4 separate regions of the Homo sapiens genome follow, and all the other regions are linked to region 1. A link is a contact called in ENCODE Hi-C or POLR2A ChIA-PET data. All regions are on one chromosome and are shown on one strand. Each heading gives the region's core, a stretch centred on a gene start or an enhancer-like site at or near the end of the contact. The rest is flanking DNA. Distances are from core to core; before and after follow the strand shown. Region 1 holds the start of PRKAR1B-AS1 (PRKAR1B antisense RNA 1). Region 2 holds the start of LINC03015 (long intergenic non-protein coding RNA 3015). Region 3 holds the start of ADAP1 (ArfGAP with dual PH domains 1). Region 4 overlaps ADAP1 (ArfGAP with dual PH domains 1).

Region 1 (2,910 bases), core at 411-2,910:
TCCCTTCCCGCCACGCAGAATAAAACCAGGGAAAACCGCTAGCCTCAGAAACCCACTCGGACCCTGGGTAGCCGTAGTCCTGCAGCCCCGAACCCAGGGTACATCCATCCCATTGCCCCAGGGAGGCGATTTACAGAAACCAGCAAACAACATGCAGCACCCAGGGTTCACACAGCAGCTGGATGGGGCTGCCTGGGGCTGCCATGCGGCCGTTCCCCCGGGTGCTGTAATAACAGTAATTATTATAATACATATGCCCATAACTCACCCGGGCTACCCAACATGCCACTTTTTCATTCCAGATTCCTTACTGAGCATCCTTTGATTCCCTTAAATGTGGCCTTCACCCACACGGGCCCTGCGGATTTACCCTGCATGCGAAGGGCCTCCCACATCACAGGAGGGCCCCTGCAGGCAGCTCCTGCGCCCGGCCCCGCCCGGCCCCGCCGGGCACTCCCTGACGCCCACCCCTGCCCTGGCTGGAAAATCTGAAGTTGATGGAGGTGCTTGGTGTTCGTGCACAGCCGCCTGGGACTCACGGGACAGCCCCATAAGTCACAGCCGGTTCCCGCAGGGGGCCCGGCCATCCCACGTGAGCCTGTAGCCAGGAAGTGGGCATCCACCCACGGGGCTCAGACATCCTGGCTCTGGAGGGCCGGGTCCAGCAGAGGCCTTAAAGCTGCCTTTGTGCCTGACCCGGGGGGGCTGGGGAGGGGTAGGGACGGGCAGGGGGAGGCGCAGGGACGGGCAGGGGGATGGGGAGGGGGAAGGGGAGGGATTTGCCAGGACAATATATTTGGGGAACTCCAGTTACACGAGGGTGACCTCACTCTTTCCTTTCTCAAAATTGCCTCCCAACGTCCCCGGGCCTGGCGAGAAGCCAGGCAGGACGCCACGACGCGTCGTGTCTGAGAGAAAACCGTCTCCCCTCCACTCAGGCTTCAGCCCCGACCCCACGCTAACTGGGCCAGGGCAGGGGCTGGGCTGGGAGGGGACCCAGTGAGCTCAGGGCTGGAGGAAACGGTCCCTGCTTTGAAGTGGCTCCGGCACCGGCCTCTCCCACCACCCTGTCATGTATGAAGGAGTTACAGACGGCGGCGGGGGGAGGGGGGGTCTGTCCTGCTGGAAGGACGGAGGGAAGGGAGATGCCTCACTGAGTCCAGAGGTCGAGGGGTGGGTGGGGATTCTGCGAGGATGAGGAGGAGGAGGAGGAGGTCCCGCCAAGGTCAGCCGGGGCAGCAACACCTCCCGGCCCCTTTGCCGAGGTCCTGGCCCAGGTGGGGCTCCCGGGAGCCTGGAGGCCAACGGCGGAAAGACAGGGACCTGATCCCTCCAGCAGTCCCAGCCGCCGGCCCCTCACACCCTCACCTCTCCCAGGAAGTCCTCAGCATGCTGCCGGCTGGGGCCTGGCGCTGGGGCAGGAGGGTGGCCACCCGCGCTGAAGATGAGGACAAGCCCGGGGCGTGGGTGGTGGGCGTTTCCTCTGTGGGGTGGACGAGGCTCTTGCGGTGCGTGTGTTGGGGACATGAGACGGGGCGGGGCAGCTGCCAGGCGGCCAATGGCTTCCACACCAGGGGCCAAGAGCAGAACCCCAGGAGGGTTATCTCAGTCTTCCCGGCAGCAGTGAGCTCTGTTCGTTTTTCTGAGTAATATGGAAATGGCACGGCTCAGCCACACAAGGGCCTGGGCAAAGGTCACGGCCAGCAAAGAACACAGCCTGGGTCCTCTGAGTCCCGAGTCCACGCGATCCTGACCCGTCCACCACCCTCCTCGAGACACGACAAGTTAGGCGGGAACATAACCTGGGAGCCCCATGTCGGTTTCAGGCTCCACAAGGGATCTCTGGGTAAAGGGTTTGTCTCTTCCACATCTGTTCATTTAGGAGAAGCAAAGAACATGGAAAGCAGAATTCCTGGGGGTGGCCTCAACCCCAAGCCCTGCCGATGCAAACCGGCACCTTGAAGATGCCTTTGGAATTTAACTGGAAGATTTGAATGACATGGGCAGACACAGAAGAGGGAGAAGCATTCCACAGGGGAGGAAAGGCCTCAGTGGGGACCTATGGAGCTCCCAGGCCCACCGCAGGGAGGCAGGTCCTCGGTCATCTGCGGAGGTCAGTATCTATCAAAGCCCAGCCGCAGATAGATGAGCTGGGCCTGGCGGGGTCTTGTAGGATGTGTAGGAGTTTGTGAGGCAGAGCAGGAATGAAAGCAGAGGGGACAGGAGGGGCAGAACCAGAGTCAGGACATTCATTGGCTAATTTCCTGTTCTTGGTCCCTCTCCCCCATTAAGCCACAACCTCCCCCACACCAGAGCAGGCACCAGGTCCTCCTCGTCACAAGTGCCAGGCATAAAGCAGGCACTCAATAAACATCCAGGAAGGAGACGGCAGGGGAGGAGGCGACATGATGACTCCAGGACCCAGAGTGGAGGTGATGGGGGAGGAGGTGACACCAGGACCCAGAGTGGAGAGGGCAGGGGAGGAGGTGACACGGTGACACCAGGACCCAGAGTGGAGGGGATGGGGGAGGAGGTGACACCAGGATCCAGAGTGGAGAGGGTGGGGGAGGAGGTGACACCAGGACCCAGAGTGGAGGGGATGGGGGAGGAGGTGACACCAGGACCCAGAGTGGAGAGGGCGGGGGAGGAGGTGACATGGTGACACCAGGACCCAGAATGGACAGGGCGGGGGAGGAGGTGACACGGTGACACCAGGACCCAGAGTGTGAACTAGAAGAGGGGCTATAAGTAGTAGCATGAGATTTGGGGCTGGGATAAAGCGGTGGGTCCAGTCAGGAAGCTGCCCATCCCATACCTCCCGCAGAGGTGGCTCTGCCTTCAGCACTGCTGACCACTGGGCAGGCCTGGGCTGCCAGGGTCTCTCTGGGATCAGCCCTGCCCCATCTGCTG
Region 2 (2,910 bases), core at 256-2,755, 450 kb before region 1:
CATTAGCCCTCCTGCATGGGAAAGCTTTAGTACAACCAGAACACATACATTGAAAATGACAACTGAATGAAACCCCTTTATAAATGTTTAAATGCCTCATCAGGTAGCCAAATGTACATGAAGCTTTGATTGACTTCCCAGGAGTATGGGTTTGACAAACTAAACATTGTTTATAAACTATTTTAACAATCTGTAAGTCACCACACCAACATATTTAATTTGGATCATTTTATCTTTTCCAGGATGAGTCATGGAATGCATAACTTTTAATAACAAAAGCTTTAAGGACTCACGAAGGACAAGGCAGCCATCTTGGTTCTCCATGAGTCCATGCTTAACATCGGACTTATGTCCTCTTGGGTGCCAGTTGTTTCTCCAAATTGGGCACATAGCATGGATAACTGATGGGTTATCACAGGTAATTTGACTTAGACCATGGAGTTCATTCAAATTGTATATCTAAACAATTTCAGTATAGGCTGATTAAGTATGCAAACCTGGTGAAGCATTTCCTCGGTATTCAATTAATTTTTATTCTATTTGGGTTAGCAGTTTTATAAGCCAGTCAGTCTTTTCATTAAAGTTTCAGCAATTCTTACCCAGTCCAAATGATGTGATTTTGAAGTTACTAGAAACCTGTATTCCACAGTGCTTTTCAGGGTCCTCCCCATCCGTTCACGAACCTCCTAAAAGACACCATGTTCTAGGATTTTTGTGTGCTTGTGAAGTTTTCAGAAACTACATCAGCATGAAGCAATTAACTGCGGAAATGACTTTAAATACTCAAAAAGACACAATTGACAAAGAAATTTGGTTATAACAACAACATAACCATAATTATGATCGGTAGCATATACTCAGAAAAATTAGAATTTTAGAAATCCCATACAACTTTGGAACATATATTAATATCATTCACTAAAATATAACCTGAAGAAGGTTAAATTTTTTTTTTGACACTATTCTGTATCGAAAAGTCCAAAATGTTTCTTAAAAAGTAACTAAAAAAACACTGGAGTAATTAAAGGACACTTCCTGTGCAGGGGATGGAAAAATCTCAACAAAAAAGGAGCGCAGAAGAGCCTGGCTAGGCGGGAGAACACGGTCAGGCCCGCAGGAGACGCCGCGGCACCTGCCAGAAAGAGAGCCGCAGGCCAAGACCAGGAGACGCGAGAGAGGTGGGCAGGGCTGCCCGAGAGACCCAGGCGGCCATTGCCCGCCCTGCGTCTGCGCCTGCGCCGGAGCCTCCTCCACACTGCGCCAGCGCCGAGTCCGGCCGCCTCCTCATTGCGCCGGCGCCGGGGCTTCCTCCACACCGCGCCTGCGCCGATGACAACCCGCCTCTACAGGACGCCTGCGCAACGCCATAGTCACCTCATCAGCTCCGTGCACTTACGAGTCTCTCTCTGATCGACCACGTGTTCCTGTCGGCTCACAGAGGCCGCCTCAGGGTCCTCCCCCATTGTCTTCCTCGCACCCTCCACTGTTCCCGGCCCTTCACTCTGCGCTTGCGCAGGAGTCGCTCGCTCCTCTCTGCGCCTGCGCAGAGGCCACCTCCTCCCCGCCCGTCCGCTCCCTTGGCGTCGTCTTGGGCCGCGCCCCGACCCCTTCTGTTTACGCATGCGCAGGAGCCGCCCTGCGCGGGTGGGGGGCTGAGCCCCTGTGGCTTCAGGTTTAAAGGCGCGAGCGCCACCCACGCAGGCACAAGGGCTCCTAGTCGTTTTATTTTTAGCGTAAGGTTTTCCTCTTTAACAAGGAAGTAAAAAAAAAAGTTGTGCAATAAATATTAATCGTCCTTATATGTACTCGGGAACGTTCGTCCTTTAGGTTTTCTCCTGGCGCATGGGCGCCGCCAATCATTTCGGGGCTTATTTTGGTTCTAAAGCCCGGGGCAGCCAGGCCTCCCTGCCTGGCCTCGGCGGGGACGCGGGACCTGGGGCCCCGGACCGGGCCTAACCGCCCTGGCCGGTCCCCACTGATGGTGGCGGTCGGTCCTGATCGTCCTGATGGCAGCGACCAGGCTGGACTCGGGCTGTGCAGGGGCGAGGGGAGCAGGGCGGGGTGACGCCCGGAGAGCGGCCTGGAGAGCGCGTGCTTCAGAAGGCGTGGGCACCCTGTCCCCTTTGCAGATGGGGATGCAGGCCCTGGTGGCGGTGGAGGGGAGATGGGGGCAGGGACGTTGCCGGGCAGAGGAAGCTGGGTGAGTGTGCACTTGGTCCCCTTTGCTCCTCCCTGGGACTTTGGGCTCTATAGGGCAGCCTCCGAGGCCCACGTGCACACTCGGTGAACCACAGTCCAGACACAGGCAGGGCGGCAGGCCAGGGAAGGAGAGGCCAGGTGTTGGTGCATGGAGAGGCCAGGTGTTGGCCTGGGGGTGCTAAGTGAACCCCCAAGGTCGCGGAGACAGTAGGGCAACAGCAAAACGAGCTCTGCCGTCCAGGGCGAGGGCCCGGAGTCCTCCCCAGGGGTGGGCTGCAGAGAAGCCCCTGTCCAGGCCCTGCTCACCTGCAAAGTGCTCCCGAGCTCCTGTGCCCCCAGCAGCAATCCCAGCCCCGCTGACACCCAAGCTTGTCACCCGCTGGGTTTCTTGAGGTCTGAGGACCGTGGCTGAGGGTGCATGGGCGCTGGGATGGAGGGGGATGTCCTGTCCCAGTCTGTGCTTATTAATTGTTAAAGAGGGCAAGGCTGCTTTTATTCAAGGTGGGGGGGCTGCTAAAGCGAGATGTTGGGTTAGGGGAGGCAGATCCGGCTCAACTCCAGATAGAAAAAGTGGGAATTGACAGCCCAGGCGTAGGGTCGGGAGTGGAGAGAAAATTACTAAGAGGAAGGGTCAGGGGCAAGGCGGGTTCTAGCTGCATAGACAGGATTTTTGCTGAAAAGGCAGGCAGTGTGGTCACAGACCGAGGGTGG
Region 3 (2,910 bases), core at 165-2,664, 350 kb after region 1:
TCTTTCCAGAAAAGCCTGTCGCTATCTCCCCTCTGGGACACCCCAGCTCCTGATGTGGCCTTTCCAGCCAAGCTGCAGCTGGACAGCAGCCACCACGACCTGGGGCTGGCAGAGACCCCTCCATCCCAGAGGGAATCAGGGACACCCCTTTTTCCGGGGTGTCCAGAGGCTGCATATTGAACCAGGGCCTTGGAGGCAAATGCAAGGTCTTCCCCCGCTCCCTCCCTGGGGGCCTCAGTCACCGCCGGTGAGTTTAGGTTTGTTCCGAGGGGCTTAGACTATTGGCCCCCAGATTCCTGGTGTGCCTGGGGTGGCGGGACTGCTCCGGCGGGGCCCTCTCTCCACAGCGCAGCCGGCCTGGGGCTGACAGCTCCCGAGCAGGGCAGGGCTGGTCTGGGCACTGGGCCCCGTTCACAGCCAATGACAGGACCAGTGGCCTGGAAGGGAGGGACTCCGCGCCTTTGGACTCCAGTGCCTTGAAATCCCACAGACCTGGGAACCGAGTCAGGGATGCCCGGCCGGGAGAACGAACGGGCGGGCGGCGGGTGGACCAGGACCTGCGTCCGGCCCCACCTCTCCCAGGCCTCACCTGTCCTGGCGCCCGCCCCGGAGCAGCCAGGTGCAGGGAGCCGGGGGCAGGGGCGCCGCTCACACCCAGGGACCCCCGGTGCGGGAAGGGCGTGAGGCATGACGTCACCGCGAGGTGGCCCCGGAGCCGGCGGACCCCACAGCCCAGCAGAGACCTCCGGCTGGCGGCCCGTTCCCTCCCTGCAGCCAGCCCCGATTTCCTCTTTCTGTGCGGAGCCCGAGCTTTCGCAACGCGGCGGGCGGTCCGCGGTGACCGTCAGACACGCAGCCCGGCGGGGGAGGGGAGGCGGCGGCAGGGGGGTTTCCGGGGGTCCTGGGGGGGGCCCCCCCGCTGCGCCCGGCCCGGGAAGACGTCCGGGTCCCCGCAGGTGCAGCCGGGCCCGGGCCCCATCCGAGCGCCGATCCGGCCCGGTGTTCAGCGCCGCCACCCCCGCGGCGTCCGCGCTCCCCCGCCCGGTCCCCGGGGCCCACCCAGGACCCGCCCGGCACCCCGCGCCCACCCCGGACCCACCCGGCCCCGCGCCCACCCGGCCCACACCTACCCGGGGCGCCGCAGTCCGCGCAGCGCGCGTTCCCCGGCCGCTGCAGCAGCTCCAGGACCGCCCTGCGCCGCTCCTTGGCCATGGCCGCGATGCGCCCGCGATGCCGATGCCGGGGCCGGGGCCGGGAGCGTCAGCCCGGCTCGCTAGGGCCCCGCGCAGGCCGCCCGCCGCCGCCGCCCCTGCGCCATCCCGGGCGGCCTCAGCCCGCGCGCCGGTTCCGCATTCCCGCCGCCCTCTGGGCTCCGCCGCCGCCGCTCGTGTCTCCGCCGCGGTCGCTGAGCGAGTGCCGGCGCGGGGCCCGGGGCGCACGCTGCGCTCTGGCCGGCAAGGCCCGCGGGCGGCCCCCAGCGGTGCAGGCGAGCGTGTGGCCTCCTCCCTCGGCCGCTCCGGCGCCCCCAGCCCGCGCGCCCCGGGGACCCGCTGGGAAATCGCCCGCCGCCCGCCCCCCATCCGCGCGCAGCGTCCCACCTGCCTGGGCGCGAGGCCGCCCCAAAACCTGGCCGGCCTGGGTGGGACCCTCGTGCCGCCGCGCGCGGTGGGACGGAGCCTGCACACCTACTGTGGGGGGCGCAGAGGGCACCTGCCGAGCCCCCCAAGACCATGGGCATGGGGGTGCTCGTGGAAGGCAGGTGTGCGTGTCCTGTGCTACGGACCAGGACCAGGGCGCTCACACCATCCCTGCCTGGGAGGGACGGCCAGCAGGTGACAAACGCCAGCGTCCCAGGGCACTGAGGCCACACAGGGCCCAGACGGAGCCTCCCCCTGAGACCCACCCAGCCGCCCACCACCCACAGATGGGACCCTCTGGGCACCCCTCCCACTCAGGCAGGCTGAGGGGCCCCGCCGGGACTTCACATGGGGGCTGACAGGTAACAAAAAACCTGGTTTTGATGTCACCTCTTCCCAGACTCGCGTGCCCTTCCTCTGCACACCCCAGCATCTTTTCAAATTCTTTCCATTTTCTTCTTGCAGGGTTAATGCAGTACACCCGGCTGAAAACAAACTGGAACATACCAGACTGAAAAAGGAAAGCCTCTCCCCACTGCCTTCCAGGCAACCACTGTTAACAAATTCCTCAGCACCTTCCAGAACGAACGTCTGAGGCCTGTAGCCTTTCATTTATTTATTCATTTATCGAGACAGGGTTTTGGCTAACGGCTGTAATCCCAGCACTTTGGGAGACCCTGGCGGGTGGATCACTTGAGCTCAGGAGTTTGAGACCAGCCTGGGCAACATGGTGAAACCCCGTCTCTACTAAATACAAAGAAATTAGCCAGGCGTGGTGGCGCATGCCTGCAATCCCAGCTACTTGGGAGGCTGAGGCAGGAGAATCGCATGAACCTGGCAGGCAGAGGTTGCAGCGAGCCGAGATTGCGCCATTGCACTCCAGCCTGGGCAACAAGAGTGAAACTCCGTTTCAAAAAAAAAAAAAAAAAAAAAAAACCAAACAAACAAACTCAAAAAAAGTTCAACTGAACCATGACTTGTTCACCCAGTCACTGGCATAGGGGCATTTAGAGCGTTTTGAATGCATCAGAATCATGGTCTACACAACCTCATCTTTGCAAGAGTTTTGTGTGGATTTGCTCTCAAAGTGGCATCGCTGGGGCAATGGTATGGGATGTGGAATGGCCTCCACTGAGGCTGCACTGACCAGAGTGCCACCAAAGGCACCTGTCCCCCTGCTCCAGCTGACGTGGAATCATGGAGCTGCTTAAGCTCTGTCTACCTGAAGCAGAACGCGGCAGCCCGTTTTGGTCTGTGTCTCTGGGATCTGTGC
Region 4 (2,910 bases), core at 234-2,733, 330 kb after region 1:
CCCGGCACGGGGTGGGTGGAGCAGCCACACAGGCGGAGCCGCTGGAGAGGGGGCGGGGTCCTCGGGTCCAGCCAGCCAGGCCCCCAGAGTAGCCCAAGGCTCCAGGGGCCACAGCCAGGCCGCCCGGCATCTCTGGCTCCAGAGGCCCGGGCTGAGGCCACCCGGGGACTGCGCGGGTCCCCCCGCCCCTCCCCCTCCGTACCTCCACTTGGGCCTCCTCCCAGGCGTCCAGGCGGACGGACTTCACCTTGCTGACCTGGGGGATATTCCGGTGGATTCCCGAGCAGCTCAGGCAGATGAAGACGCCCAGAGTGTAGGAGGCCCAGTCGGGATCTGCAAGGGAAAGCCGGACGTTCACGGAGGCTCAGCCCAGGGACCCCGGAGGGAGGGTGGACGGAGCCTCGAGTCAGGAGCCCCCGGCCATGCAGTGGGGGGGGCTTCAGCGGAGACCCCCGGGTACACCAGGCTCCGTGCGCCCCACAGGCACCTAACCCCAGCTCCCCCCCCGCCCTCTGCCCGGTGCAGACGGGGCTCTCCCCAGACACCCCACGGCATCTGAGGAAGCCGATCTGCATGCACCTGCTCTGCCCCGCGGGTGCCGGGAACCTCCAGCAGAGGCCGGCCCCACAGGAGCCCATGCCCCGGGCTGGAGGGCACCCGGCACTCGTGAGGATGGGTCCACCTGCTTTCCTCGTGTCCGCTGCCCTGGGAGAAGTCTGTGGGCCCGAATCCTCCTGGGTGATGGGGCCAAGATTGGGAAATTCAGATAGGATCTGAGTGCAGGGGGTGCCTCACACCCAACGCGCTGCACACCCCCGAAGGACGGATGGTAGCCGCGGATGACGACGCACCCTGCGTGGGGTGACAGCGCCCGGCGGCCACTAACTTTGCAGGTGTGACAGCGGCGCTGTGGCTTCACCCTGCATGTGGCCTGTCTAGGGATTCCACGTCTCGATGTCTGGTTTGCCTTAAAAGGTCCAACAAAGCTGGACACAGTGGCTCAGGCCCGTAATCCCAGCGCTTTGGGAGGCTGAGGGAGCAGAATTTTTTTTGAGACATAGTCTGTTGCCCAGGCTGGAGTATGATGGCACGATCTCGGCTCGCTGCAACCTCTGCCTCCCGGGTTCAAGCGATTCTCCTGCCTTAGCCTCCCGAGTAGCGAGGCACGCACCACCATGCCCGGCTAACTTTTGTATTTTTAGTGGAGATGGGGTTTCATCATGTTGGCCAGGCTGGCCTCGAACTCTTGACCTCAAGTAATCCACCTGCTCGGCCTCCCAAAGTGCTGGGATGACAGGCGTGAGCCACTGCCCAGGGTGTGGGTGCCACAGCGCAGTCTTTCTGCTGCTGCACGTGTGAAATGTCTCATTCTGAAACGGCAAAATGTGGGGAGCGTCCAGCCCCGCCCTGGGGCGATGGCTAAGAGGGCTGCTGTGTGACTCTCCTGTTTTCTTCTGGCTCCCAACGACCCTTCACAATAAGTCAAGGGAGTGGAATGGCTGAAAGGCACCCTAGAGAGAACAGTCTCTCTGGGGGAGATGAGTCATCTCTGAACTGCTTTTATTTTTAAGTGGAGGCTCTCCTGGGTGAGGCTGGTGGAAATCGAGGCGCTTCCCCACAAGCAGGTGCGGCTGTGGACCCAAGCCTGTTTGGGGAATCATGAGTGGAGAGGACCCCACCCTTCAGGCCTGGCGGAGGATAGCCCCCCTCCCAACGCTGATCGGGGCCCACCCCTGGCTGGTGGGGGACTCCCATGCCAGGCGGCGGAGGCCCAGTGGGGCTGGGGCTGGGCCTGGGCTCTGAGTCACTGCCAGGAGGAGAGGCACCCAAGTGAGCCCCCGGCCGGGGATGGTGCGTGAGAACCAGCAGGCTGAACCTCGGATTTGGGGGTCATGCCCGGCCTCTGGGATTTGGGGGTCACGCCGGGCCTCGGATTTGGGGGTCACGCCCGACCTCTGGGATTTGGGGGTCACGCCCGGCCTCTGGGATTTGGGGGTCACGCCCGACCTCTGGGATTTGGGGGTCACGCCCGACCTCTGGGATTTGGGGGTCACGCCCGGCCTCTGGGATTTGGGGGTCACGCCCGACCTCTGGGATTTGGGGGTCATGCCTGGCCTCTGGGATTTGGGGGTCATGCCTGGCCTCTGGGATTTGGGGGTCACGCTGCACATCTGGGATTTGGGGGTCACGCCGGGCCTCTGGGATTTGGGGGTCACGCCCGACCTCTGGGATTTGGGGGTCACGCCCGGCCTCTGGGATTTGGGGGTCACGCCCGACCTTTGGGATTTGGGGGTCATGCCCGGCCTCTGGGATTTGGAGGTCATGCCCGGCCTCTGGGATTTGGAGGTCATGCCCGACCTCTGGGATTTGGGGGTCACGCCCGGCCTCTGGGATTTGGGGGTCACGCCCGACCTCTGGGATTTGGGGGTCACGCCCGGCCTCTGGGATTTGGGGGTCACGCCCGACCTCTGGGATTTGGGGGTCATGCCCGGCCTCTGGGATTTGGGGGTCATGCCCGGCCTCTGGGATTTGGGGGTCATGCCCGACCTCTGGGATTTGGGGGTCATGCCCGGCCTCTGGGATTTGGGGGTCACGCTGCACATCTGGGATTTGGGGGTCATGCCCGGCCTCTGGGATTTGGGGGTTTTCTGTCACAGCTGTTAGGCTCCCTGATTAATGAAGCCTGTCTCCCCATTAACGTGGGCTTCTTGAGGACCCCAGACCCAGCACCCCCGGATCTGGCACAGAGCTCAGTCCGGAGCAGGTCTCCACGGGAGTCATGAATGAAGGGGCCACTAACAGCCCTACTTCAGCAGAGCCCCTGTCTTCGAGAGAGACCACAGGCTTTCTCCTCACCCCTCAGTCAGTCAAACATTTGCCCAAGTGACCCTGTCTCGGGTACCAGGAGTT

What was found. A loop is a pair of places that touch in the nucleus more often than their neighbours do. ChIA-PET counts read pairs that join two places held with the same protein, here RNA polymerase II (POLR2A). Pooled maps may share reads with other maps.
Region 2: a loop to region 1 is called in a map of ascending aorta, with 4 times the contacts of the local background. The contact joins the promoter of LINC03015 here to the promoter of PRKAR1B-AS1 in region 1. A Hi-C loop is called at or near these places in 2 of 168 maps with a recorded cell type or tissue (ascending aorta and naive thymus-derived CD4-positive, alpha-beta T cell), 14 of 37 single-sample maps with no recorded cell type and 15 of 50 pooled maps. POLR2A ChIA-PET finds 5 or more read pairs at or near these places in 3 of 52 experiments (B cell, activated B cell and naive thymus-derived CD8-positive, alpha-beta T cell).
Region 3: a loop to region 1 is called in a map of CD14-positive monocyte, with 13 times the contacts of the local background. The contact joins the promoter of ADAP1 here to the promoter of PRKAR1B-AS1 in region 1. A Hi-C loop is called at or near these places in 2 of 168 maps with a recorded cell type or tissue (CD14-positive monocyte and GM12878), 2 of 37 single-sample maps with no recorded cell type and 2 of 50 pooled maps. POLR2A ChIA-PET finds 5 or more read pairs at or near these places in 1 of 52 experiments (Panc1).
Region 4: a map with no recorded cell type shows a loop between it and region 1 (6-fold over the local background). The contact joins the enhancer-like site here to the promoter of PRKAR1B-AS1 in region 1. A Hi-C loop is called at or near these places in 3 of 168 maps with a recorded cell type or tissue (naive thymus-derived CD4-positive, alpha-beta T cell and natural killer cell), 11 of 37 single-sample maps with no recorded cell type and 12 of 50 pooled maps. POLR2A ChIA-PET finds 5 or more read pairs at or near these places in 1 of 52 experiments (activated CD4-positive, alpha-beta memory T cell).

What each region holds. Positions count from the first base shown.
Region 1 is chr7:601,185-604,094 of GRCh38, forward strand. PRKAR1B-AS1 (PRKAR1B antisense RNA 1) reads left to right here and starts at 1,661. Exons shown (of 2, transcript NR_110054.1): 1 at 1,661-2,113. All of the region lies in intron 6 of PRKAR1B (protein kinase cAMP-dependent type I regulatory subunit beta), which reads right to left. RefSeq lists silencers at 349-458, 1,199-1,258 and enhancers at 2,354-2,403, 2,464-2,910.
Region 2 is chr7:147,933-150,842 of GRCh38, forward strand. It overlaps LINC03015 (long intergenic non-protein coding RNA 3015), which reads right to left and starts at 1,506. Exons shown (of 3, transcript NR_134325.1): 1 at 1,397-1,506; 2 at 600-686. LINC03014 (long intergenic non-protein coding RNA 3014) reads left to right here and starts at 1,786. Exons shown (of 2, transcript NR_108065.1): 1 at 1,786-2,200. RefSeq lists an enhancer at 1,237-1,531.
Region 3 is chr7:953,266-956,175 of GRCh38, forward strand. ADAP1 (ArfGAP with dual PH domains 1) reads right to left here and starts at 1,415. Exons shown (of 11, transcript NM_006869.4): 1 at 1,131-1,415. The coding sequence starts at 1,212. It overlaps LOC124901569 (a long non-coding RNA gene), which reads left to right and starts at 1,589. Exons shown (of 2, transcript XR_007060178.1): 1 at 1,589-1,999; 2 at 2,103-2,225. RefSeq lists enhancers at 1-476, 1,699-2,308 and silencers at 602-811, 1,102-1,591, 1,611-1,766, 1,622-1,721.
Region 4 is chr7:935,173-938,082 of GRCh38, forward strand. It overlaps ADAP1 (ArfGAP with dual PH domains 1), which reads right to left. Exons shown (of 11, transcript NM_006869.4): 2 at 203-333. Among named protein-coding and RNA genes, the nearest start is that of ADAP1, 18 kb to the right of the region's middle. RefSeq lists a silencer at 1,783-1,832. Within about 2 kb of position 1,484, at least 4 of the 41 ENCODE cell types and tissues checked have a DNase peak (open chromatin) inside an H3K27ac peak, as active enhancers do.